2 separate regions of the Homo sapiens genome follow, and region 1 is linked to region 2. Evidence: chromatin contacts called from ENCODE Hi-C data. All regions are on one chromosome and are shown on one strand. Each heading gives the region's core, a stretch centred on a gene start or an enhancer-like site at or near the end of the contact. The rest is flanking DNA. Distances are from core to core; before and after follow the strand shown.

Evidence for each region. Hi-C counts contacts between places; a loop is a spot of excess contacts on that map. Pooled maps may share reads with other maps.
Region 1: a pooled map shows a loop between it and region 2 (2.7-fold over the local background). The contact joins two enhancer-like sites. A Hi-C loop is called at or near these places in 3 of 37 single-sample maps with no recorded cell type and 7 of 50 pooled maps.

The regions. Positions count from the first base shown.
Region 1 is chr4:185,126,994-185,129,693 of GRCh38, reverse strand. No RefSeq gene overlaps it. Among named protein-coding and RNA genes, the nearest start is that of SLC25A4, 15 kb to the left of the region's middle. RefSeq lists an enhancer at 444-987 and a silencer at 959-1,058. Within about 2 kb of position 1,318, at least 18 of the 41 ENCODE cell types and tissues checked have a DNase peak (open chromatin) inside an H3K27ac peak, as active enhancers do.
Region 2 is chr4:186,028,576-186,031,275 of GRCh38, reverse strand. No RefSeq gene overlaps it. Among named protein-coding and RNA genes, the nearest start is that of TLR3, 39 kb to the left of the region's middle. Within about 2 kb of position 1,420, at least 23 of the 41 ENCODE cell types and tissues checked have a DNase peak (open chromatin) inside an H3K27ac peak, as active enhancers do.

The DNA.
Region 1 (2,700 bases), core at 69-2,568, 900 kb after region 2:
GAAGGCCGAGGCGGGTGGATCACGAGGTCGGGAGATCGAGACCATCCTGGCTAACACGGTGAAACCCCGTCTCTACTAAAAATACAAAAAATTAGCCGGGCATGGTGGTGGGCGCCTGTAGTCCCAGCTACTCGGGAGGCTGAGGCAGGAGAATGGCGCGAACCCAAGAGGCGGAGCTTGCAGTGAGCCGAGATCGCGCCACTGCACTCCAGCTTGGGCGAAAGAGCAAGACACCGTCTCAAAAAAATAAATAAATAAAAAAGAAAGAAAGAAAGAAAAAAAGAGAGAAAGAGAGAGAGAGAGAGAAGGAATTGCCAATAAGCCCCAAAGTGGCCCATTAACAGCAATATCACATGAATCAACCTAAACAAGAACAGTGAGATACCACTACACACTCCAGAATGCTAAAATTAAAACAGACAGAACGCCAAGTGCTGGTAAGAACGCGGAACAACTGGAATTCTCCCACATTGCTGGCAGAAAAATAAAATGGTACTTTGGAAAGCCATTTGGTAGTGTCCACTAAGGCTAAACATGCGCCTACCATCCGCCAAGTCCACTAAGATACAAACGGGACATTCAACCTGAGTAGCAGACAAAGGCGTCATAGGGACATACTAACTAGAACGGCCTCGTGCAGGGACCTGTTTAACTGTTCTCCGCGAGCCGCATAAAGAGGTATGCAGTCAGCGCTCAGTATTTATTTCCAGGGAGCGGAGACACTAGGACCGCGGTAGAAAGCGTTGCTCAGGCAGCGCCCGCGGCGTAACTCGGTCACCCCTAGCTCTGACCTGCCGAGCGGGGAGTGAAGCGATTTGTCATAGAAAGAATTGAGCATCCTGCAGATTAACTCCTTTCTTGCAGCTTCCTTCCCCTGCCAGGCCCATTTCTGGGGTTCAGAGAACCCCGATATCTCTGCGCGAAGAAGGCCTCGCAGGCGCAGTCCCCCACCAGGCCACCAGTCGCTATGCGCGGGGTGCGTCGGGGTCCCGGCGCCGAGGGCCAGGCGGGGCTGGCGACACCCAGGTGCGGTGGAAGTCGGTCCCCTCCGCTCGCGCCTCCTCCCCGCCTCTGCTGCGCTCTTCCCCGGGATTCCGAGGGAGCGTCGCGGGGAGGGGACGCTGAGTGCTCGTCCCGGGGCCGGGGAAAGCCCCCACCGCGCGGCCAGTTCCACCTCGCAGCTCCTCCGGGAACAGTAAAGGGGATTCCGCGGCTGTGGGTAACGCCACCAGCGCTCTGAACTAGGAGCGGGGGTGGGAGTGCGGGGAGGCGGGAAGGAAACCGGTGCCGGCCAGAGCCGCGGAGCTTTCCAGGCCGAATCTCCGCAAGGGGAGGGCGCGGGGCTCACGCCTGGAATCCTGGCACTTTGGGTGGCCGAGGCGGGAGGATCTCTTGAGCCCAGGAGTTCGAGACTAGCCTGGCCAACATGGCGAGACCCCATCTTTACAAAAAATACAAAAAAATTAGCCGGGCGTGGTGGTGGGCGCCTGTAGTCCCAGCTACTCAGGAGGCTGAGGCAGGAGAATGGCGTGAACCCGGGAGGCGGAGCTTGCAGTGAGCGGAGATCGCGCCACTGCACTCCAGCCTGGGCGACAAGAGAGAGACTCTGTCTCAATAAATAAATAAGTAATAAAATAAAATAAAATAAAATAAAGTAAATCTTAGTGCCCCCTTCTCAACCTAACCCCCAGTCCGACCCGCAGCACACATCCCGGACACAGAACGCCCGTACTTTCCCGAGGGTCTTCCAAGCCCTGGTTCAGCCCGGACCGTGAGTTCCGGAGCGTCCGCGCCCCCTTCCGCCCTCCCGCACCCTCAGTCCCGCCTCAGGGCCCCGAAGCCGCCCTGGGCGCGCAGCGCATCCCCAGGCGACTGGAGCCCCAGCCCCGACGCTTCGTCGCCGCAGTCCAGGAGACCGCAGGAGAAGGGGCTCGTGGGGCGGAGACAGCCTGCCGGGGCCTCTGCAGCCCGGGAGCCTCCTTTGGACTCGCCGAACCCGACTCCCAACCCGCCCTTACCACTGCCCAGAGGCTCGCGCGCTGGGTTTCTGAGCCTCCCACCCTGAAGGACACCGATCTCGCCCGGACATAACTCAGCAACTGCCTGGTCTGGGCTCCGGACTGCACCGAGCCCGTTACCTGCAGGAGCTCGCGGAGTCCTTTCGGCGCGCGTGGCGCGGGCGCGGTCCTCACCGCGGTGCCGGGAACTGAGTGCTGCGGCCGGTCAGAGGCCTCGTCCTCCGGGGCTTCTCCCTGCCTAGGCGCTACACCCAGGCGCCTCCAACTGGGTCCTGGTCGCAGCCTCCGCAAGAGTGCTGCTTCCAGAAGCCCCACCGTGCAGGCCTCAGTGTGAATTGGTTCAGTTCAGCAAACTTTTCTTTTAAAAAATCACCAGGTACTCAGCCATAAAAAGGAACAAAATCTTGACCTTAGCCGCAACATGGATGCAGCTAGAGGCCATGTCCTAAGCCAATTAGCACCAGGAACAGAAAACCAGATCCTGCATGTTCTCACTTGTAAGTCTGAGCTGAAGATTGGGAACCTGTGGACACACAGATGGGAACAATGAGCACTTGGGCGCCAAAAGTGGCAAGCGGGGGAGGGGGCCAACAGCTGAAAAACGACCTATCGGGTACCATGTTCACTATTTGGTTAATGGGTTCAATAAAAGCCCAAACCTCAGCATCATGCGATATACCCA
Region 2 (2,700 bases), core at 171-2,670:
TGAAATACGCAGACAGTAGGCAGATGAGTGGGAGAAAAGGCAAACACATGTATTATATGCACAGGGGCAGCCCAGGGAAGAAAAGTGAGTGCCCAAACCCAGTGTGGTCTGGAAGCCCACAAACCTCTTCCCAGGGAAAGAGGGGAGGTGCGGGAAGCCTGGGGTGAGAGAATGACCTGGGGGAAGGTGAATGGGTGATGCCTGTGACTGAGTCTGCCTGGATGTCCTGTGGACCCCAAGTCTCTCCTGGATAATCCTCCCAGGTTGATGAGATTCCCAGGGAGGAGATGCATGACAATTGAGCTCCTGTTGGAGAGTTGGGTTTTTAGGCAGATAGGCAGGTTCAGAGAAAGCCCCTCCCTGCATTGCTGCTCCTCCAGTGCCCTCCATTTGAAGCAATCAGTATATTTTGCGGTCGCATTTCCTGAACCCTTTTACTCTTGGAGCACTGCAACCCACAGCTTCAATGACTGGGACACCCAGAGCATGAAGATTTACGGGAAATGGAAAAATATGCCTTCAAGTACATCTCAAAAGACACTGTGCTCATTATGAACCATCTACAATATGAAGGGAGATGAGCATAAGGAGTTTTCTTTTTCCTCCCCTTCCTCCTTCGTGAATAGCCTCAAATTTCATTAAAAAATGTCTGAGAGATGTGTTTATCCAAATGACACAGCTGTAGGAGGGGAGGTCATTAGGAAGAAGTTCCATGGAAAAGAGGAAAATGAAGGTTGATTGTTACCAATAAATTAGAGTAATTTTCTTAATTTGCGGTCCCTTTGCTTGCTTGTTCATTGCTGGCGTGCCTTATGAAATATGAAAATCTGACAATTAGTCACTTGGAAGGAGCATGTCTCCACGCCAAGTCCAGGTCTCTCTGCAGCACCAGGGGATTTACTGTTCTCCCTGGGTAGCCAGAAAAGAGCTGAGCAGCCCTCATCTTTGTTCCCACTGGCAGCCTGAGAGGCAGCCTGCAGCAGCCTCCTGCTGTGACCTTTGGGGTGGGGCTGGGAGACAGCGTCTTCATGACTGACCCCATGTCAATCCCTTACTGGCAAAGGAAGAGGGAAGGCGTACAGGGGCTCTGGAGCCAAGGGAGGGGGGACACCAACAGAACGAGCAAGTCAAACACACACAGCATTACATTCTTCTCGTGCTAAACCCAAGAAAAATCTCCCAGCTCTCACAATGCTCCTTGCTAATCTCCCTTTCTGGCTATTATTCAGCTACTGTGAATCCTTCTCAAGCTTCCAGCTTCCTTTTAGCTGTAGAAAGAGAATGAAAAAAATGTACCCTAAGACCTTGGATTTTTTTTTTCTTCCTTTTCTGTTGCCAGTGAATCTGTTTGAAAAGCAGCTGGCGCAGGCTGCAGCATTATGTGCCAGCGCTAATGGAGACACTCCAGGCACAGCCAAACATGGGCTTCGTGCAGGCGTGCACTCCCAGGAGGGTGACCTGCCAGTGACACGTTTCAGACATGCACTCCCGGGAGGGTGACCTGCCAGTGACACATGTTTCAGACCCAAAGAGGGAGTTTGGAACATTGAAACTATTTCCCCTCTTTATTTTTTTTGGAAGGTCACATACATTTTAATAGTTCCATGATCAAAATTGCTGCTTCCAAGCAAGTTAACTAGAGCAGACCTCATCTCATCCCCTCCCCGCATTTCCTTTTGGGAAATTCAGGAAGTTGAGTATAAACATGTCTGGACATCTAAGTATTTATTTTTCCATAGAAAGGGCAGTCTTGCTTTTGTTTTGTTCTTAACCAGTTCTTAAAGGGCCTGATCATTTATTCAGCAATATGTATCAAGTGCCAACCATATACTAAACACTGTGGTTTAGAGTGAGGATACCCCAAGGACGAGGTGGACAAAGTGCAAAGCGTGAGTGTTACTGGCAAAACCAAACTCTGTAAAACAGCTGAAGAGGTTTATTCTGCACCAATATGAGTGGCCATGACTCAGAGAACAGTCTCAAGGGGTCCTGACAGAGGCTGTCTGAGGTGGTCGGGTTATGGCTTGGTTTTATAGATTTTAGGGAGAAAGAAGTTACAGACAAAGACATAAATCAGTACATGTACAGTGTACATTGGTTCTGCCTGGAAAGGTGGGATATCTCAAAGGTGAGAAGTGGGGGGCTTATAAGTCATAAGTAGATTCAAAGATTTTCTGATTGGCAATTGTTTGAAACAGTTAAGCTTTGTCTAAAGGCTTGAAGTTGGTAGAAAGAAATGCTTGGGTTCACATAAGGGGAGTTGTGGAAGGCAAGGTCCTTGTTATGTAGATGAAGCCTCCAGGTAGCAGCCTTCAGAGAGAATAGATACTGAATGTCTCTTTTCAGAACTTAACAGGTGTCGGACTCTGTTTTTTTTTTTTTTTTTTTTGAGACAGAGTCTCATTCTGTCACCCAGGCTGGAGCGCAGTGGCGCAATCTTGGCTCACCGCAAGCTCCACCTCCCAGGTTCACGCCATTCTCCTGCCTCAGCCTCCTGAGTAGCTGGGACTACAGGCACCGCCACCATGTCCGGCTAGTTTTTTGTATTTTTAGTAGAGACGGGGTTTCACTGTGTTAGCCAGGATGGTCTTGATATCCTGACCTTGTAATCCGCCTGCCTCAGCCTCCCAAAGTGCTGGGATTACAGGCGTAAGCCACCACGCCCAGCCAGGTGTCAGACTCTTAGTTAATCTCTCCTAG